Linked DNA regions of Homo sapiens: region 1 is linked to region 2. Evidence: read pairs that join two places in POLR2A ChIA-PET (ENCODE). Cell type or tissue: CD4-positive, alpha-beta T cell. All regions are shown on one strand. Links, peaks and the distances in the headings refer to the core of each region. The heading gives the core; the rest is flanking DNA. Region 1 overlaps ACOX1 (acyl-CoA oxidase 1). Region 2 overlaps RNF157 (ring finger protein 157).

The links. ChIA-PET counts read pairs that join two places held together with the same protein. Peaks named below come from ENCODE experiments on the same cell type or tissue, not always from the same donor. Only the 100,000 strongest peaks of a DNase experiment are listed, where the experiment ranks them.
Region 1: POLR2A ChIA-PET joins it to region 2 with 5 read pairs; 2 of 35 experiments call an interaction of 5 or more read pairs at or near these places.

Annotation. Positions count from the first base shown.
Region 1 is chr17:75,957,843-75,968,993 of GRCh38, reverse strand. ACOX1 (acyl-CoA oxidase 1) reads left to right here. Exons shown (of 14, transcript NM_004035.7): 3 at 8,619-8,779. Among named protein-coding and RNA genes, the nearest start is that of ACOX1, 16 kb to the left of the region's middle. In CD4-positive, alpha-beta T cell, for the core only: no CTCF peak of the experiment used is centred there; no DNase peak of the experiment used is centred there.
Region 2 is chr17:76,194,424-76,205,574 of GRCh38, reverse strand. The region is part of intron 2 of RNF157 (ring finger protein 157); the gene reads left to right. It also overlaps the pseudogene ATP5MGP6. Among named protein-coding and RNA genes, the nearest start is that of RNF157, 40 kb to the left of the region's middle. In CD4-positive, alpha-beta T cell, for the core only: no CTCF peak of the experiment used is centred there; a DNase peak (open chromatin) is centred at 5,884; H3K27ac peaks cover 953 bases.

The sequences.
Region 1 (11,151 bases), core at 2,027-7,026, 240 kb after region 2:
TCCACAGCTCCATCAACGTGGTCACTTTAATTTATTTTGCTACTTTAACATATTTCTTTTTTTTTTTTTTTGAGACGGAGTTTTGCTCTTGTTGCTCAGGCTGGAGTGCAGTGGCGTGATCTCGGCTCACCGCAACTTCCGCCTCCCGCATTCAAGCGATTCTCCTCCCTCGGCCTCCTGAGTAGCTGGGATTACAGGCATGCGCCACCACGCCCGGCTACTTTTGTATTTTTAGTAGAGACGGGGTTTCTCCATGTTGGTCAGGCTGGTCTTGAACTCCTGACCTCAGGTGATCCGCCCGCTTCAGCCTCCCAAAGTGCTGGGATTACAGGCATGAGCCACTGCACATGGCCTACTTTAATATATTTCTTTTTTTTTTTTTTTTTTTCAGGCGGAGTCTCGCTTTGTCGCCCAGGCTGGAGTGCAGTGGCATGATCTCCGCTCGCTGCAAGCTCCGCCTCCTGGGTTCACGCTATTCTCCTGCCTCAGCCCCCTGAGTAGCTGGTACTACTGGCACCCTCCACCATGCCCGGCTAACTTTTTTTTTTTTTTTTTTTTGAGACGGAGTCTCGCTCTGTCGCCCAGGCTGGAGTGCAGTGGCGGGATCTCGGCTCACTGCAAGCTCCACCTCCCGGGTTCACGCCATTCTCCTGCCTCAGCCTCCCAAGTAGCTGGGACTACAGGCGCCCGCCACTACGCCCGGCTAATTTTTTGTATTTTTAGTAGAGACGGGGTTTCACCGTTTTAGCCAGGATGGTCTCGATCTCCTGACCTCGTGATCCGCCCGCCTCGGCCTCCCAAAGTGCTGGGATTACAGGCGTGAGCCACTGCACTTGGCCTACTTTAATATATTTCTAACACTTAATGTTTTAATTTCCCATTACTAGTAAGCCTGGATGTTATTACGTGTTTTGATTTACTGTTTGTGTTTTCTATGTATAAAATACGGTTTTTTGGCTGGGTGCAATGGCTCTCGCCTGTAATCCCAGCACTTTGGGAGGCCGAAGTGGGTGGATCACTTGAGATCAGGAGTTTGAGACCAGTCTGGCCAACATGGTGAAACCTGTCTGTACTAAAAATCTAAAAATTAGCTGGGAGTGGTGGCGGCACCTGTAATTCTAGCTACTCGGAAGGCTGAAGCAGGAGAATCGCTTGAACCTGGGAGGTGGAGGTTGCAGTGAGCCGAGATCGTGCCACTGCACTCCAGCCTGGGTGACAGAGTGACATGCTGTCTCAAAAAATATATATATATATACGTGTATATATATATATGTGTATATATATATGTATATATATGTATGTATATATATACGTATATATATGTATATATATGTATGTATATATATACGTATATATATGTATGTATATATATATGTATGTATATATATATATATTTCGATTTTTTAAATTATTTTCTGCTTTGCTAAACGTTTTTGCTTTATATATTTAACACATCCTTCTCTGCATAGGTATAAATTTTATCTTTTCCATAACTTGGATAGTTTTCTTCTGGGTTTTTTTTTTTGAGACATAGTCTTCCTCTGTCACCAGGCTGGAGTGCAGTGGCATCATCTTGGCTCACTGTAACCTCTGCCTCCTGGGTTCAAAGCCATTCTCCTGGCTCAGCCTCCCGAGTAGCTGGGATCACAGGTGCCCACCACCACACCCAGCTAATTTTTGTATTTTTAGTAGAGATGGGGTTTCACCATGTTGGTCAGGATGGTCTCGATCTCCTGACCTTGTGATCCACCCGCCTCGGTCTCCCAAAGTGCTAGGATTACAGGCGTGAGCCACCACGCCCGGCCTCTTCTGTTTTCTTCTAATATTTTTGTTTGGTTTCTGTTTAATGATTTGACTTGTATATGATACAGAGTGAGAATGAATCTCATGGTTTTCTAGATTTTTTTTTTTTGTACTTCTTTTTTCTTTTTTTTGAGAGACAAGAGTCTCACTCTGTCACCCAGGCTGGGGTGCAGTGGCGCAGCTTCCGAGATTTCTAATGTTCATTGTTAACTAGTGGCTTTTTCCCATTATTATCTTATTCCCATTATGTCCTTTCTGGTTTGTCTTAGAGTTTTATAATAGGTTAAATTTATTTCTGGAACCTTAAATATATTACATTGATAGGTTTATTTCTTTCTTTGTTTTTCTTCTAACATAAATTTTGACCACTGGTGCTTTATAAAATTTTTTTGAGACAGAATCTCGCACTGTCACCTGGGCTGGAGTGCAGTGGCGCAGTCATGGCTCACTGCAACCTCTGCCTCCTGGATTCAAGCGATTCTACCTCAGCCTCCCCAGTAGCTGGAATTACAGGTGCCTGCCACCACGCCCAGCTAATTTTTTGTATTTTTAGTAGAGACGAGGTTTCACCATGTTGGCCAGGCTGGTCTCAAACTCCTGACCTCGTGATTCACCCACCTCGGCCTCCCAGAATGCTGGGATTACAGGCGTGAGCCACCGTGCCCAGCCAAGACTTTTTACTCTATTTTTATTTTTATTTTTTATTTTTTTATTTTAATTTTTTATTTATTTTTAAGACGGAGTCTTGCTCTGTTGCCCAGGCTGGAGTGCAATGGTGTGATTTCAGCTGCCTGCAACCTCCGCCTCCCGGGTTCAAGCGATTCTCCTGCCTCAGCCCCCTGAGTAGCTGGGATTACAGGCGTGCACCACCATGCTCAGCTAATGTTTATATTTTTAGTAGAAACGGAGTTTCACCATGTTGGTCAGGCTGGTCTCAAACTCCTGACCCCGTGATCCACCCACCTCAGCCTCCCAAAGTGCTGGGATTACAGGCACGAGCCACCGCACCTGGCCTTTATTTTTTATTTTATTATTTTTATTTATTATTTTTTTTCTTTTTCGAGATGGAGTCTTGCTCTGTCACCCAGCCTGGAGTGCAGTGGCATGATCTCAGCTCCCTGCAACCTCTGCCTCCCAGGTTCAAGCAATTCTTCTGCCTTAGCCTCCCGAGTAGCTGGGATTACAGGCATGTGCTACCATGCCCATCTAATTTTTGTATTTTTAGTAGAGATGGGGTTTCACCATGTTGGCCAGGCTGGTCTCGAACTCTTGACCTCAGGTGATCTGCCTGCCTCAGCCTCCCGAAGTGCTGGGATTACAGGAGTGAGCCACTGGGCCTGGCATATTTTTATTTTTGAAAGACGGGTTCTTGCTCTGCTGCCCAGGCTGGAGTGCAGAGGTTTGATCATAGCTCACTGCAGCCTTGATCTCCTAGACTGAAGGGATCCTCCTGCCTCAGTCTCCCGAGTAGTTGAGAGTATGGGCTCGTGACACCGCGCCCAGTTGATTTTTTAAATTTTTAGTAGAGATAGGATCTTGCTGTGTTGCCCAGGCTTGTAAGGTATTTAAAAATCTGATAGGATAAGCCTACTGTTGTTACATTTCAAGATACGTGTATTTGGTATTTAAGCTTGCTTATTCTAGATGAATTCTGATCTGAATCTGTCAGGTTCTAAAAAAAAATTCTACAGGAATTAAATGTGTTTTTCTCCTTCTCTATCTGGAATTTTAAGTTAGTTTTATATTGAAGCCTTGTCTTTTCTTGGGAAGCTATTTCTTTCCTGTTATTTTTATCTTTTTTTCCCACCCTATTAGGTATTTATCTTTTTTCTGGGTTTTTTTTTTTTTTTTTTGAGACAGAGTCTCGCTCTGTCGCCCAGGCTGGAGTGCAGTGGGGCGATCTCGGCTCACTGCCAGCTCCGCCTCCTGGGTTCACGCCATTCTCCTGCCTCAGCCTCCCGAGTAGCTGGGACTACAGGCGCCCGCCACCACACCCGGCTAATTTTCTTGTATTTTTAGTAGAGATGGGGTTTCGCCGTGTTAGCCAGGATGGTCTCAATCTCCTGACCTCGTGATGCGCCCTCCTCGGCCTCTCAAAGTGCTGGTATTAACAGGTGTGAGCCACCACGCCTGAGTGCTGTTAATTTTTTTTCCCTTATAGCCTGCAGCTTTTCTCAATTCACTTATTGTGGTATTTTGTTGACATTATTGATTTCCTAGGATGATACTCATGCTTTCTACAGAGCTGCTTTTTATTTCTTCCTTTCTCATATATGATTAGTCTAATTGGTTTTTCCTCAGTATTGATTGTCAGCCTTTCCAGCCTTGTATCATGTGGAAAGAGAGGCTGGGGATGCCTTTTGATGTTTTGGTTTTAAAAGAGCTGACTCTAGCCCTTCACTAAGTATAATGTTGGTGCTTCGTAATTTTACGATAAATTATTTAAAAATAATATCTTTATCATGCATAAGCAGCTTTTAAAACAAATACTTGGCTTAAGTCAAAAAACTATGCAGTTCACTTTCTCCTTGTAACATTTCTAAATTTCATCCACATCTGAATAATCCTTGTCTTATTTGGAAGAAATATTTTTTTCCTGAAAACATTCTTTAGTGTCAGAACCATTTGTGATTATAGTGGTTTTACCCCTGCCCTACTGAGCGCATTTGTTGTAACCCTTAGCGTGCATCTTCACTCTGTGGTACACTCAGATGTAAATCTTCCAGAGGCTGATGGGTGCTTGATAGTGGCCTTTCCTTCACCAGGAATTGCTCTGATTTCTAGTGAAGTAAAATAACCTTCCATAAAAGCATGAAAAGTGTCTGGTCCCAGGTTTCAGTCCTAACTCAGTTTTCACCTTCCAGGTTCTAAGTGCACATTGAATTTTCTTCCTAGACAGTACTCAAAAGGCTGGGGACAGTTGACATTTCTGTTTGAGTGAAAGGCACTCTCATCCCATGAATGTGTTTTTCTTGGGATTTCCGCTATTAATTTTTTTTTTTTTTTTTTTTTGAGATGGAGTCTTGTCCCCCAGGCTAGAATGCAGTGGTGCGATCTTGGCTCACTGCAACCTCTGCCTCCCAGGTTCAAGCAATTCTCGTGCCTCACCCTCCTGAGTAGCTGGGATAACCAGCGCCTGCCACCATGCCCAGCTAATTTTTGTATTTTTAGTAGAGATGGGGTTTCACCATGTTGCCCAGGCTGGTCTCGAACTCCTGACCTCAAGTGATCCGCCCACCTTGGCCCCCCAAAGTACTGGGATTATAGGCATGAGCCACCGTGCCTGGCCTTTTTTTTTTTTTAATTTTGAAATGATTGTAGAGTCATAGGAAGTTACAAAAATAGTACCAGGAAACCCTGTGAACCCGTCACGGAGTCTCTACCAGTGGTGACACCTTGTGGGATTTCCATTTTTGAGGCTTCTAAGGACAGCCCTGGCTTTTTCAGCATGTCTTTTTAGCATCTTCATTACAGTCACAGTCTTTTTTTTTTTTTAGATAGAGTCTTGCTCTGTTGCCAGGCTGGAGTTCAGTGGCACGATCTCCGTTCACTGCAGCCTCCGCCTCCCGGGTTCAAGGATTCTTCTACCCCAGCCTCCCGAGTAGCTGGGATTAGAGGCTGGCGCTGCCACACCTGGCTAATTTTTGTATTTTTAGTAGAGAGGGGTTTCACCTTGTTGGCCAGGATGGTCTCGATCTCCTGATCTCATGATCCGCCCACCTTGGCCTCCCAAAGTGCTGGGATTACAGGTGTGAGCCACCGCGCCCGGCCTGCAGTCACAGTCTTTAGTCCATGCTATGCTTGTGCAGTAATTTCCCCAGCTAGGAGACAGGACGAGGTGACAAGGTGGTTCTTTTTTTAAAAAATAGGTTTAGGGGGTACAAGTGCCATTTCCTTACATGTATATATTATGTAATGGTGAAGTCTGGGATTTTGCAGTACCCATTGCCCAAATAGTGAACATAGTACCCAGTAGGTAACTTTTCAGGCCTCATACCCCTCCCATCCTTCCACATTCTGGAGCCTCCAGTGTCTGTTTTGTTCGTTGTTGTTTTTTGTTTTTCGAGACAGAGTCTCTGTCGCCCAGGCTGGAGTGCAGTGGTGCCATCGTGGCTCACTGCAACCTTTGCCTCCTGGGTTCAAGTGATTCTCCTGCCTCAGCCTCCCAAGTAGCTGGGATTACAGGTACCCACCACCACGCCCAGCTAGTTTTTGTATTTTTAGTAGAGATGGGGTTTCACCCTGTTGACCAGGCTGGTCTTGAACTCCAACCTCAGGTGATCCCCCTGCCTCGGCCTCCCAAAGTGCTGGGATTACAGGCGTGAGCCACCGCGCCTGGCCCCTGTGTCTGTTACTCCATTCTGCATGTCCATGTTTTACCCCTTGCTCAGCTCCCATGGTGACGAGATTCTTGTCCTTGTTTTGCCATTTTCTTTTTTCCCTGAGCAAGGCATTTAATTCATCTCAGCCTTAATTTCTCCTCTGTAAAATGAGGGATTCAGTCACACATACTTTGATTTTTCTTTTTCTAAAGTGTGATTGCTTAGCTGAAAGCCTAGCCACTAGATTGGAAGAAGTCATTGATTAGCACTTGTCTGAGCAGTGTGCCCTGGTTCTTTTCCTCCCTACCTTGCAAGGAACAAACAGCAATTTAAAAACTGAACTGTCATTTATGCTCATTTCAAAGACACATAGAATGATAAGAGCAATATGGAGTTGACGGATTTGGAGCTGGCAATTACACAGAATACCAGTAATGTGGAAAAATGCAAAGGCCTATAGAACGACTTCCTATCCCTAGCAAAAATTCACACAGAATCCTGTCCCCTGCACGTTTTAAGTGGAAAAGAATGACCCCAGAAAGTTGATTTAAAACTAATAAAGCTGTTTATTATCATTAATGATAATTTCTGTATAATTGTCACGGAGAGCTTATGCATGAATCTGTAACTTGTCGTTATTATGGTCTTCACTAGAAATTGCATGTCTTTTTTAATTTCTGAAATAAATTATTGGGATGAAGAGCACTGTCAGTTTTTGTATTAAAGTGTTTCAGTAGAGCGTGGCCGAATATTTGACATGATGAATCTGAATGAAATGATCAGAGCTATGTGAGGAATATGGTTCTACGCTGGATGTTTTGTGGACAAAACAGAAAAAAAATCCCAGCCTAGAAGCATTATTGAAATTGCATCGAGGAAAAACTATAATCTGGGGGTCATACTGTCACTCTGAGAGAACTACTATGTTCTGTCTCGCTTTCTCATCAGAGGAAATCCTTGTACCAGTACCACTCAAATTCTCTGTTCTCCGACTCCTGGCTTCAAGCGATTCTGCCTCAGCATCCCAAGTAGCTGGGATTACAGGCACATGCCACCACACCCAGCAAATTCTCCATTCTATACAACTTTTTTTTTTTTTTTTTTTTTTTGAGACAGAGTCTCGCTCTGTTGCCCAGGCTGGAGTGCAGTGGTGTGATCTCGGCTCACTGCAACCACCGCCTCCCAGGTTCTCCTGCCTCAGTCTCCCAAGTAGCTTGGATTACAGGCATGTGCCACCACACCTGGCTGATTTTGTATATTTAGTAGAGATGGGGTCTCACCATGTTGGTCAGGCTGGTCTTGAACTCCTGACCTCAGGTGATCCGCCCACCTTGGCCTCTCAAAGTGCTGGGATTACAGGCATGAGCCACGGTGCCCGGCCTTTTTTTTTTTTTTTTTTTTTTGTATTTTTAGTAGAAACGGGATTTCACTATGTTGGCCAGGCTGGTCTCAAACTCCTGACCTCAAGTGATCCGCCTGCGTCAGCCTCCCAAAGTGCTAGGATTACAGGCATGAGCCACCATGCCTGGCCCTATACAACTTTTCAAATTCTCTCTCTCTTTTTTTTTTTTTTTTTGAGATGGAGTCTCACTGTGTCGCCCAGGCTAGAATGCAGTGGTGTTATCTTAGCTCACTGCAACCTCTGCCTCCTGGGTTGGAGCAATTCTCCTGCCTCAGCCTCCTGAGTAGCTGGGATTACAGGTGTGCACCACCATGCCTGCTTAATTTTTGTATTTTTAGTAGAGACAGGGTTTCGCCATGTTGGCCAGGCTGGTCTTGAACTCCTGACCTCAGGTGATCCACCCACCTCGGCCTCTCAGAGTGCTGAGATTATAGGTGGGAGCCACTGCACCTGGCCAATTCTCTCTTATTTATTTATTTATTTTTTTTGAGACAGAGTCTCACTCTGTCACCCAGGCTGGAATGCAGTGGGCATGATCTCGGCTCACTGCAACCTCCGCCTCCTAGGTTCAAGCGATTTTCCTGCCTCAGGCTCCCAAATAGCTGGGACTACTGGCTGGCGCCACCACGTTCAGCTGATTTTTGTATTTTTAGTAGAGTCAGGGCTTTGCCATGTTGGCCAGGCTGGTCTCGAACTCCTGACTTAAGGTGATCTGACCGCCTTGGCCTCCCAAAGTGCTGAGATTGTAGGCATGATCCACTGCACTGGCCTCTCAAATTTTCTTTATTTCCTTTGATTTAATTCCTGGGCGAGGATCCTCTGCCTTGCACGTGTGGTTTTGTGCTGCATTGGCTTTGGAATCAGTAACCAATCCCTGTCCTCGTACTCCTTGCCGACTCAGGAAAAATGGAAATTAACAAGAGCTATAAAGTAATACAGAAAGGGACAGTGCTCCCATCTATGATTAAGTGCACGCAACTAATTCATACTTAAGGTTTTTTTGTCTCCTTCCCTTGCTCTATTTAAATTGCTGATTCTCTCACACCTGATGACTCTTCTCTCAAATGCCCATCCTTGATATTTCCTCGAAGTTTTGTGCACCGAGGGCGGCCTGAGCCTCTGGATCTTCACTTGGGCATGTTCCTGCCCACCTTGCTTCACCAGGCAACTGCGGAGCAGCAGGAGCGCTTCTTCATGCCCGCCTGGAACTTGGAGATCATTGGCACTTATGCCCAGACAGAGATGGGTCATGGTATGGAGTATTCAGTCTACCTTCTGGGTTGGGCGGGCCCCTGTGAGCTTACCATGTGTGGAGTGCCCACCATGTGCCATCGATGGTGTGTCGATGTTCTATGGTCTGTTTAAATGAGCTCTTTCTGCAGAGTCCAGGTTTTGGTATAAACACTGCTTTGGTGAGTGGGAATTAAAGACCATGATACTGATAAAATGATTGTCCTTTTTATACCATAGTTCCCCTTCAGAGGGTCAAGAATTGCAAATCAGGCCTTATTTACCAAGTGGTTTTTCAATGTTACTGAGGTTGTATAGAATCTGTGTGCATATACAACCCGAAGCTGTTTTTTTCTTCATTACTATCTGATTACCTTTACTACTGATACCTTAATGAGTACAAATTCCAGAAGAAATACAAATAATAGTTTGTGTACTCTTGGATTTGCTTGAGGGAAATGAGTAGCTTATAACTGACGTGTGTGACATTTTGGAGTTATTTGTACTTTGAGTCAATCAGTAGTTCTGCAAGTGACTTGGCTGGAGAGTGAAAAAACCAAGATAAGCCGAACTTGCAGGCATTTGGTTTCAGACTCTGTATCTCCACCTTTCATTGATCTTTCCACCCCCCACCTGCTTTCTTCATGCACCTGGGTGGGCTGGAGGTGGCCGCTGTTCCTCTTTGTATCTTCTCTGAATTGGGTCCGTGTTTGCCATTCATTTGCTTATGGCTTCTCTTTTTCTGCTCTGACGTTTCAGAAAAACTGGTCTAGTGTGTATTTGCCACTTGCTCCTTATTTCTATACAGCTGCTGCTTTTTATTTGGTGTTGAATAGTATTTTACAGGATTTTCATGAGACTCCAAGTGGAATACTATTTGTTTCAGTTGTGCTTTTGAAAACATTTTGTCCTTATCTGTTCTGTTTAATGTTATCTGCTTTTCTGTAAAAGCTGCTTCTTTGATGAAAGATGTCTGTGTCTGATTTGTTGACTCCCACTCGGGAAAGTTGTGGATTGCACATAAGTTGGTTATTCAACTTGGAAGCTTCTAAATGTTTCAAAGTGTGTTTAATGAGGTCTAAGCGTTATGAAAGCAGATTGGTAAAAGGTTCCCAACGTTTGCTTTAGTACAGTATTTTTGTAGAGACTGCCACCTAGAACATTTTTCTATGACTCTTTTCAAATAATTTTGATATATTTGTGTTAAGATTTAAAACATAAGATCCTGTCTATCCCAGTACACATAAGAAACTGGAAACTCTTCCTTGCCACATTAATGAACCAGCAGGACTAAGTTAGGCCTGCCATTGGAAATCTCTAGGGTCAACTGAGACCTTATTATTGGACCTTTAGGAATTTTTAAAAGTCACATTTCAGGTCATTTCCCCAATAACAGTTATACTTTTATACTTTTTTTTTTTTTTTTTTTGAGACGGAGTCGTGCTCTGTCGCCCAGGCTGGAGTGCAGTGGCGCGATCTCAGCTCACTGCAAGCTCCACCTTCCGGGTTCACGCCATTCTCCTGCCTCAGCCTCCCGAGTAGCTGGGACTACAGGCACCCACCACCATGCCCAGCTAATTTTTTGTATTTTTAGTAGAGACGGGGTTTCGCCGTGTTAACCAGGATGGTCTCGATCTCCTGACTTTGTGATCCGCCCGCCTTGGCCCCCCAAAGTGCTGGGATTACAGGCGTGAGCCACCGTGCCCAGCTTTAATTTTTTTGTTGTTTTTTTAGTAGAGACGGGGTTTCACCACTTTAGCCAGGATGGTCTCAATCTCCTGACCTCGTGATCCCCCCACCTCGGCCTCCCAAAGTGCTGGGATTACAGGCTTGAGCCACTGTGCCTGGCCTTTTTCTTTTTCTTTTTCTTTTTTTTTTTTTTTTGAGATGGAGTCTTGCTCTGCCACCCAGGCTGGAGTGCGGTGGCACAATCTTGGCTCACTGCAACCTCCACCTCCCGGGTTCAAGCAATTCTCCTGCCTCAGCCTCCTTAGTAGCTGGGACTACAGGCGCATGCCACAATGCCTGGCTAATTTTTTGTATTTTTAGTAGAGACGGGTTTCACCATGTTAGCCAGGATGGACTCGATCTCCTGACCTCGTGATCCACCCGCCTCGGCCTCCTAAAGTGCTGGGATTACAGGCATGAGCCACCACGCACAGCCATACATTTTTAATTTATACGAATTTTGGCTGAAATGTCTTCCTCTCACATGTTATCTCATTCTTCTCATTAGTACAGAATTCAAGAATGTTGAATTGGTGTGGTTAACACAATACATATGACTTGAAATTGGCATACTTGCAACTCAGAGATGGGTTTAAAAAGACAGTTAACATCCCTGTTAAATTCATATATTGTGATCTTAAAAATGTGATTCTAAGTTGCCTTTAT
Region 2 (11,151 bases), core at 2,964-7,963:
TTTTGTATTTTTAGTAGAGACGGGGTTTCACCATCTTGGCCAGGATGGTCTCAATATCTTGACCTCGTGATCTACCCATCTCAGCCTCCCAAAGGGCTGAGCCACTGCGCTCAGCCGCTGGCATTATTTTAAGAACTAAAATGTGCCCGGCATGGCGGCTTATCCCTATTCCCAGCACTTTGGGAGGCTGAGGCGGGAGGATCACTTGAGGCCAGAAGTTTGAGACCAGCCTGGGCAACATAGCAAAACCCCGACTCTACAAAAAAAAATTAGCCAGGGGTGGTGGTACACACCTATATTCCTAGCTACTTGGGTGGTTGAGGCTAGAGGATTACTTGAGCCCAGGAGGTCAAAGCTGCAGTGAGCCATGATTATGCTACTGCACTCTAGCCTGGGCTACAGAGCATGACCCTGTCAAAAAAAAAAAAAGAAAGAAAAAAAGAAAAGAAAAGAGGAAGGGAGGGAACGAGGGAGGGAGGAAGGAAGGAGACTGGGCATGGTGGCTCACGCCTCTAATCCCAGCACTTTGGGACACCGAGGCAGGTGGATCACTTGAGGTCGGGAGAGATCAAGACCAGCCTGGCCAACATGGTGAAACCCTGCCTCTACTAAAAATACAAAAATTAGCTGGGCGTGGTGGCAGGTGCTTGTAATCCCAGCTACTCAGGAGGCTGAGGCAGGAGAATCGCTTGAACCCAGGATGCACAGGTTTCAGTGAGCCGAGATCGCACCACTGTACTCCAGCCTGGGTGATAGAGTGAGAGTGAGACTCAGTCTCAAAAAAAAAAAAAAGAAAGAAAGAAAGAAAAGAAATAAGATGCATACAGTGTACTTTTCTTCTTTCTCTAGTACAGATAGACCAAAAGTTGTACTCAAATCCAGTTTCTGTAAATTGAACCCTATTATCATATGTGTCAGGAAGAGCAAGTTATTTAAAGGAACTTGGTAGTATATCCATTTGTAACATAGAGTTTTGCACTTATAGAGCTTTGTGGCAAAAAAAGAGAACATGATTCTGTTAGTCCCGGTGCTATTCATTCATTCAACAAGTATTTATGAGTCACATACTGTGCTGGGAACTAGGAATGCAGAGATGAAAAGACATGACCCTTGACCTGAAGATGCTTGCTGCAGAGTGGGGCAGCTGATGTGCCCCCACTGCGAGGGACTGTGATAGGTTCTACGAGAGAGGACCAGAGTGCCCTGGAGCACAGACCAGTGGGGATGCCCTCTCTCCAGGGAAGGGGCTTCTGGGAGGGGACTCCTTTAACCTGGAGGGATAAGTAGGATTTCCTAGGTAGGGGAGATGAGGAGAGGCATCTGAGGCAGAATTAATTAATAAGCAATACAAGGAAGCATAAAGATGCAGAAGTGTGCTTTTGGCGCTCAGAGTGGTGAGTAGTCAATAAGTATTGGACTGTGAGGGATGCTGGTTGGAGTTGAGGCTGGAAAGACAAATTGGGTTCATATCTGAAGAGCTATGAATATTGTATTAAGAAGTTTTTATGGGCTGGGCGCGGTGGCTCACGCCTGTAATCCCAGCACTTTGGGAGGCTGAGGAGGGCAGATCACGAGGTCAGGAGATCGAGACCATCCTGGCTAACACAGTGAAACCCCGTCTCTACTAAAAATACAAAAAATTAGCCGAGCATGGTGGCGGGCGCCTGTAGTCCCAGCTACTCAGGAGGCTGAGGCAGGAGAATGGCGTGAACCCGGGTGGCGGAGTTTGCAGTGAGCCGAGATCGTGCCACTGCACTCCAGCCTGGGCGACAGAGCGAGACTCCGTCCCAAAAAAAAAAAAAAAAGCAACAAAACTTTTTACAGGCCAGGCGTGGTGGGTCATGCTTGTAATCCCAGCACTTTGGGAGGCTGAGGCGGGGAGGTCACCTTAGGTCAGGAGTTTAAGACCAGCCTGGCCAGCGTGGTGAAACCCCGTCTCTACAAAAATACAAAAATTAGCCAGGCATGATGGCGGGTTCCCGTAATCCCAACTACTCAGGAAGCTGAGGCAGGAGAATTGCTTAAACCCAGGAGGCAGAGGTTGCAGCGAGCTGAGATTGCGCCATTGCACTCCAGCCTGGGTGACAAGAGCAAGACTCCATCTCAAAAAAAAAAAAAAAAAGTTTTTACTTTTCCTTCTATGGCAGTAAAGGTCATAGTCATGAATGGCTTTGCCACTGACTGACTTTGTCATGTTGGTTAAGACGATGGCCAATCAGTGAGTCTCAATTTCCCCATCTATAAAATTACCTTGCAGGAATATTTTAAGGACTCAAAAAATGATGGCGGGACCTGATGGCTGACGCCTGTAGTCGCAGCATTTTGGGAGACTGAGGTGGGTGGATTGCTTGAGGCCAGGAGTTTGAGACCAGCCTGGCCAACATGGCGAAACCCTGTCTCTACTAAAAATACAAAAATTAGCCAGGCATGGTGGTGCATGCCTGTAATCCCAGCCGCTTGGGAGGCTGAGGCATAAGAATCGCTTGAACCCAGAAGGCGGAGGTTGCAGCGAGCGGAGATCATGCCACTGCACTCCAGCCTGGGCTGGACGAGACCCTCTCTCAAAAAAAAAGATAACTATTACAATCTAATTTGCATTTTAGAAAATTAATTCTATAAATTAATTCACAGTATAGGTAATGAATCAGAGAGACAGAAAATAAGAAGACCAGTTAGGAAGTAATTTATTTTAAGAAAAAATACATGAAATAACTGAATAGGATTAACAGCATTGCAAATAAACATGGTGCAGACTTTCTACCCTAGAACCATGGACCAATTTATAACCTTGCAGAGAAGGCCCCAGGGCTGATGATCATTGTTGTGACTTGTTTGAAGCCTCGATTGGCCACTTTTTGGTACTATGCCAAGGCTGAGCTGCTTCCTCCAACCCCTGGTGAGATCCCTAGAACTATTCAGAGCCTGAAAAAAAAAATAGTAGCGCTCTAATAGCTCACAGTTAAGGAAGCTTTGCTGAATGATGTGGTCCACACATGAGGTGTGGACGTGATTTTATGTCAGAGAGCTCACAGGCAAGTGTGGCATCATTGCTGTAATCTTTGAAGACCCATCTTTAACATCTGATTACATTTGATTTATGACTTGTGTGTTCTTGGACCATGTGTGATCAGACTAAAATGTGTCTAAAAAACAGAAAATAAAATGAATGCAGTGCAGATTAGAGAATTGCAGCAGTGTGAGTTGAGGCAAAGGACACTCCAAGGAACAGCCTCTGTGAGAGGCCACCACTTACCCCAGATGCTGTGCACGTGTTATGTTTGGAGATTTATTTGTGCCTTGGACTTGGAGTAACTGGCCTAATAGGTCACATCACAAGGACCTGGCACTTAACTGCCCTACAGGCCTAAAGCCCATGGTGGGAACGGGTGTCTTTCTCATGCACGTGTGTGTGTGTGTGTGTGTGTGTGTGTGTGTGTGTGTGTGTGAGAGAGAGAGAGAGAGAAACTGAGATTGGGTTATTTGCCTTTTGCATGCTATCTTCTTTCCTTCTTCCTTCCTTTATAATTTTACTACAATTTTTTTTTGTCCTTTAGCCTGGAAATATTGATTAAATTTTGAGCTGTGCGTACCCTTTGGCCCAACTGTTTCACCTCTCCGAATCTCTCCTACAGAAATATTTTGAAGAGTGTGAAATGATTCCTATTTACAATGTATATTGTAGCATTACTTGTAGTAGTGCAAAATTAGAAAATATCTAATGGCCATTATAGTGGAATGGTTAAATAAATTATAATGTGCCTATGCCATGAACTGTTATTCAGCAAAAATTAGATAGATCTGCGTCCACTGAGATGGCAATATGTCCACAACCACATGACTTACTGAATAAAGCAAGTTGCAGTGTATAATGTAGAGTCTGATTTCATTTCGGATAAAAATAATATATGTATGTGTGTGCATTATGTACATATATTTATAGCTACACAAATATACTATTACAATGCATTTTGAACTGTTAACAATGGTAACTCTTGGGATATATCAAGAAGGGGGGTATTCACTTCTTAATTCATATTTTCTAAAATTTTCTTTATTTTTTTTTTAGAAATAAGCTTGTTCTGTCACCCAAGCTGGAGTGCAGTGGTGCAATCATAGCTCACTGTAACCTGGAACTCCTGGGCTCAAGCAGTCCTCCTGCCTCAGCCTTCCTGGTAGCTGGGACTACAGATACATGACACCATGCACAGCTAATTTAAAATTTTTTCTTTTTCTCTTTTTTTTTTTTTTTTTGTAGAGACTAGGGTCTCACTATGTTGCCAAGGCTGGTCTTGAACTCTTGGGCTCAAACAATCCTCCTGCCTCAGCCTCCCAAAGTGCTGGGATTACAGGTGTGAGCCACTGTGCCCGGCTCTTCATATTCTTCTATGTTGTTTGAATTTTTTCCAGTGAACGTGTTTTCATTTTTAAATGAAAAGTATTTTAATTTTCTTTAAAAATAGAGGTGGAAATACTTCTAAGTAGAGGAAGGAAATAGGTTTAGAAGAATATTTAGAAGTAGGAAAATTAAGGGAGTTCACAAAATAATGGTTTTAATTTTTTAGTGAACTACAGGAAAGGTAGGGTCTGCTCGCTGGGGTTGGGATGTGTGCCAGGAAGTGTCTGGGGGCTTGCGGAGAAAGACAGAAAACCAGAGTAAGCATGGGGAGGAGGAGAGTCAGGGAGCTCGGTCCTCTTGGTGCCAACATGCAGTAATTCACCTTTAGAAACAGTTGATTCGAAATGGTATGAGATTCAGTATGGAAGTGGCCTGCTTTTCAGCAACCTGACAGTAAAAGAACTAGAGGATGAATATTCATACTTTTAAAATGGTTTAGGGCTTTAAAGAGTTTCACTTAAGGCATTCTTATAATACATGTCTCCCTACTTCCACGCCTTCCCCAGGGGTGACCACCCTGCTCATCACACATCGTTGTACAGTCTCCAGAACTCCTTTCATCTCACAAAACTGAAACTCTGTCCCCACTGGACACTGACTCACCATTTCCCTCTCCTACCAGCCTCTGGCCTCCACCATTCTGTTTTCTGCCTCTATGAGTTTGACTACTCTAGGTACCTCATACGAGTTGAATCATAGAATATTTGTTCTTTTGTGACTGGCTTATTTCACTTGGCATGTGCTTGGTTCATCCATGTTGTAGCATGTGTCAGAATTTCCTTTTTAAGGCTGAATAATATGCCATTATATCGATACACTGTATATCCATTCATCCATCAATAGACAGACACTTGGGTTGCTCCTGCCTTTTGGCTATTGGGCTAGGGAAGAAATGCCTCGGTTTTTTTTGGTTTTTGTTTTTGTTTTTTTTTTTGACAAGACGGAGTCCCGCTCTGTCGCCCAGGCTGGCATGGAGTGGCGCGATCTTGGCTCACTGCAAGCTCCGCTTCCCAGGTTCACAGCATTCTCCTGCCTCAGCCTCCGGAGTGGCTGGGACTACAGGCGCCCGCCACCACACCCGGCTAATTTTTTTTTTTGTATTTTTAATAGAGACGGGGTTTCACTATGTTAGCCAGGATGGTCTCGATCTCCTGACCTCGTGATCCGCCCGCCTCGGCCTCCCAAAGTGCTGGGATTACAGGCGTGAGCCACCGCGCCCGACCTGAAATGCCTAGTTTTATGAAATTATGTAGGCTTGTTGTAGGTTCAGTTTTGAAATTTAACTTGTTTTTATGTTCTTACAAAAAGCACTTTATTCAACTTATATTACTTTTCATCCTTAATAAAGATGAGGACATTATCCCTCTGTTTTATGGAGTTGGATTTCTATGGTAGGTGGATCTTCAGAGAGACGGGGTCCCAGTAGCATGAGCAGGTGGCAGTAGGATGGAGACCAGCGAGCTGCGTCACCAAGTGCAGTCACACTTCACGTTGAGATCACCAGTGATAAGAAGGGGCACTCCCAGAGAAGTTGAATCAGTGTTTATACCTATTAGTATTGATGTGGCTCTTCCTGCCAGCTGTTCTTTTTTTTTTTTTTTTTTTTTTAACTTTCAGCTGCTTTTGGCAGGGCACAGTGGCTCACATCTATAAACCCAGCACTTTGGGAGGCCAAAGTGGGAGGATCACTTGAGCCCAGGAGTTCAAGACCAGCCTGGGCAACATAGTGAGACCCTCTACAAAAAATAAAGGAAATTAGCTGTGTATGATGGAGCGTGCCTATAGTCCCAGCTACTCAAGAGGCTGAGGTGGAAGGATCACTTGAGCCTGTGAGGTTGAGGCCACAGTGAGCTGTGATCAAGCCACTGCACTCCAGCCAAAACCAATTTGGAATATAAGTACACTGGGAGAAGGAGGAAGAGAAAGTAGAGGAAGGAATAGTTTCTTCTTTGTTCATGTTTTAATCTGGTCTCTGTACTAGTTGAGAAGATAGTTTTCTTAAATGATCATAACATGTTGCCAACTTTGATCTTCTTTCCCCTCTCTGTTACACAAATCACTGACTAACTGGCTCACTCCTTCATTATTCCCTCAATCATTTACATTCTGTGGAATACCCATTGTTCTCCAGGCTGATGTTAGACACTAGAAATACCGATGAAATGCAGTCCCTGCCTGAAGGAGTTGTACAGCTAGGAAACATGAACACGTCGGAGGAGGGCCCATGAGCAGAGGCACAGAGACATCTCACCAACAGACGGTGTGTGCACTGCAGGTGATTCAGCATAAGCAGGTGTGGCATCCAGAGGGTGGGAGGAGACTTTGCAAGAGATAAGACTGAGATGCCAGGCCTGGACCAAGGGGCCTGGTATGCCTCCCTGTGAGCTTCGAATTTTTGTCCTGTAGGTGTGGGGAACCACTAATGGGCTTTAAACTGGGGCTCACAGAAGACACATTTTAAAAGATCTCTCAGATGAAGTGTAGAAGGTAGATTAGAGAGTCATGAGAACGGATACAGGGTAACCAGTTGTCCAACTGAGATTTGATGGAGGTTTGACCTCAGGCTGCAGAAGGAATGAAGAGGACACTGACGTATACGGCAGAACCTATGCTGGTAACCAGTGTGGGGCAGAATCTAGGGTGTGGTAATTAGAGTATGTTCAGGCCCCCCAAAGGACGCAGCCAGCTAGTGGATTTTCCCACTTTATGTGCAGACCTATTCTCGTGGAGTAGACACGAAGCCTTTTGAACTTTTCCTCTAAAGATCTCTGTGGCAGTTTTGGAATCAATTACTGTGGTCCATCATTTTTCCAAGCTCCCAAGAACCCCCCTCCCCCAGCACATATCAGATCCAAGGCTCTTGCCAAGGTGTTCATTCTGTGTCATAAGAGAATGTCCCTGTATCAACAGGCTCTCCCTCATCCAACTTTGTATTCCAACACCCTCAGGAACCCCTCCCACACATCCTCCAGGTCCTGCTAGTGCCTTTGTTGGCCAGGTCCCAAGCACCTCTGGCATGATAAGCCCTCTCCTCTCTTTGCAGGTCCAGCAGGCCCCGGTTGAGTAATACTCAGATAATGGCCCTAATTATGGTTGGGTGGCCAGAAAGGAAGGTGGGGGCAGGTCCTCTGTAGGGTGAGCATTGTCTTTTAAGTTACTCGCCTCATTTGAGACCTCTGTGTAATCATGAAGGGTGGAGGAGCAGGTTCCTCCCATCTTCAAGGGAGAGGGCTATTTGCAAGCCTAGGGAATCTGGGGTTCATGTTCCTCAAATAAATATACACAGACGTTCCCATCTCAAGTCTTAGAGTTCACTCCTTCCCTACCAGGGCCTGAATCTGGCACAGTAGACTAGTATAGGCTGAGAGTTCATCCTTTTTGATTCTGCCACTCTTAAAATTAGGTCTTGTGCCTGCAGGAAATGATTGTCTTTAAATGCTGCCAAAGCAGCCTGGCATGGTGGCACATCTGTAATCCCAGCACTCGGGAGGCTGAGGTGGGAAGATGGCTTGAGACAGAAGTTTGAGGCTGCAGTGAACTATGTTCACACCACTGCACTCCAAGCCTGGGTACCATATTGAGACCCTATCTCAAATAAATTAATAAATAAGTAAAAATTGCCAAAGGAAGCTTACTGACTATCATAGCTGGCTTTATTTCTTTATTTTTAGTTTTTCTTATAAAGATGGGGTCTTGCTGTGTTGCCCAGGGTGGTCTCAAACACCTGGCCTCAAGTGATCTTCCCGCCTCAGCCTTCCAAATTTCTGGGATTACAGGCATGAGCCACCACATCCAGGCTCATAGTTGGCTTTACATTTTTGATTGCTATACCTGAAACTCATTTTCTCTTTTCAATGAAACAGTCCTCTTAATAGCAGTCACCCAGTTTCACAGTCCTTACTGTAACTGTTTCTCCTGTACCTCCTGTACCAAGACATCAAAATCGCCTGGATATTATACAGCCCCGTGTCTCCTATTCCCCTTCACCACAGGGGAATGTCTGCAGCATGCTGGGGACCATCCACTTTCCACCCACCTCAGTGATGGGTCCTCATTGCCATCTGGCTGTGGGTGATCCACCCCCAAATTCCATCCATAGACAACATCTGATATCAACCGGTTTAGGTTGGGTTCTCTGGGAGCAAAGCCTGAGATGGAGATCTTTGTGAAAGCTGTTTATTGAGGGAATGCTCTCTAGAGATGAGGAAGACAGATGGGGCAGTGGAGCAAAACCAAACATGAGTGCGGTCTTGGCCAAGACCCATTTTGGCCTGGTCCCACGGGAAAGCTTTGGAGTACAGCTTGTACCACAGAGTTGCTTCATCTCAAGGTAAAGGGGCCAGCTTTTTGTACAGCCCTGTCAATCAGTCACTGGCTGTTGGTGGCTGTCCTGGAGTGAGATAGGGAATCAGGAAGACTCTTGGATCAGGTGGCTCTGGTTCCCAGTTCTTGGAGAAGGGGTAGCTATGGCTGTTTGTAGCCAAAACTCTCCACAGCAGGGGTACAGAGACCTGGGGAGGGAGTTGGGGAAGGTTGGGACGCCAGCACATGACTACACTCCCGTACATACTTCGGCCCTTGCTTTTTAATTTAATGGTGTATCATATTGGAGATCATTCTAGATCCATTTACCTAGGGCTGACTTGTCCTCTTTAAAAATATTTATTGATGTATAACATACACACAGAAAGATGACAAGTCATCCATGCACAGTTGATTTTCACAAAGTGAGCCCTCCGCTGTGGCCAGCATTCAGATGAAGAAGTAGCACATGGCCAGCACCCCCAGAAGCTCCCCTTCTGCTCCTTTCCTGTTGTTACCTCTAGCCTAAGGTAACCGCAATCCTAACTTCTGTCCTGGTTTGAACTTTATATAAGTGGAACTGTGTTCAATTTGCTCTTTAATGTCTGGCTCCTTTCACTCAGCATCTTTGTGACATTTATTTATCTCATGGTAGCTTAGCCCAGGAGGGTCCTTGGCTTTGCTCAGGAAAGAATTTAAGAGCCAGTGGTGGAAGAAAACAGCTTTATTGAGGCGGCAGTGTTACAGCTCTGTGACTGCTCCTGCAGAGCAGGGCTACCCAAAGGCAGTGTGTTGAGAGTAGCGGCTCAGAGCAGGTTTGTAATCATATTTATACCCACTTTTAATTATGTGCAAATTAAGGGACAAATTATAAAGAAATTTCAAGAAGGATAGTACCTTCCGGGTCATTGGGTCATTGCCATGAAAGAGGGTGGTAACTTCCAGGTGTTGCCGTGGCAATAGTAAACTGACATGGCACACACTGACAGGTATGGGAGGTATGGGCTATCTTATGGAAAGCTGCTTCTGCCCAGTCCCTGTTTTAGCTTGTGCTCAATTTAGTCTGATGTGCGAGCCCCACCTCTGGAGTTGAGTCTCACTTCTTGAGTCAAGTCCTACATCCTACCTCAATGGCGTACAGCAACGAGAAGGAACAAACTATTCCTGTGCTGTGTACGGTTCATTTCCATTGCTGCATAGTATTTCATTGTGTGAATACACCATAATTTATCCACTCTATTGTTTGCAGGCATTGAGCTTTTTTGGGGCATTTTGGCTATTACACATAGTGCTGCTATGAACGTTCTATTATTACATGTATTTTGTTGTGTATATGTATGCATACCTGTTAAGGCTATAGCTAGGAGAATTGCTGAGTCATAGAATATGCTGTAGTAGATACCGCTAACCGCTTTTCAAAGTGATTCTACCAATTTTTTTTTCCCACTAGCAGTGTTTAGAATGTCCAGCACCTAGTATTTTCCATCTTTTTAATCTTAGCCATTGTGGTAGGTTTGTAGAATTTATTTTCATTTTCCCGATAACCAATGAAGTTGGAGAGACAGGTGATCTCCTGGTTACGTGGTGTCTGGAAAAAGATCTAGGGGTCTAAATGCTTTTCACACCAACCCCAGTCTCCTGTTTCCAGCCTTGCTCTACCCCGCTTGTAGGAGGACCTACACCTCCATTTCCTAAGCCTGTCTGGAGTTCTGTGACATGAATATGTTTCTGCCATTTGGGATTTCGGCCCTTTCTGTTCTCCTGAATCGCTTTCCACTTGTCAGTGTGTGTTTCAGCTTCCAAGTTTTTATTATAATATCCTCTCCCATTCCCTCTGCTCTTGTGTTTTGTTTTGTTTTTTTGAGACAGAGTCTCGCTCTGTCACCCAGGCTGGAGTGCAGTGGTGCTATCTCGGCTCACTGTAAACTCCACCTCCCGGGTTCACGCCATTCTGCTGCCTCAGCCTCCTGAGTAGCTGGGACTACAGGCGCCCGCCACCACGCCTGGCTAATTTTTTGTATTTTTAGTAGAGACGGGGTTTCACCATGTTAGCCAGGATGGTCTCGATCTCCTGACCTCGTGATCTGCCCACCTTGGCCTCCCAAAGTGCTGGGATTACAGGTGTGAGCCACCGTGCCCGGCCTGCTCTTGTGGTTTTATATTTTTCTCTCTCTCTTTTTAAATCTCTTTACTATTGTTTTAGTAGCAATTCAGAAGAAAGCAGAGTTATCTAAACTGGAAGGAAACCTAATCGTGTCTGGTACTGTATATTATACAATCATGGAAGAGGACATAGGCCATTTCTATAGAGACTATTTTAAATGAGTTATTTGTCTTTGGGTTTAAACTATCCACTTCACAGCCCACTAAGAAGCGTCCTGCTTTCGGGGGTCTTTCAGCAGAGCCTGCAGAGTCATCTCAGGCTCTAGTGAATTTACCGCCCTTCCCACCAT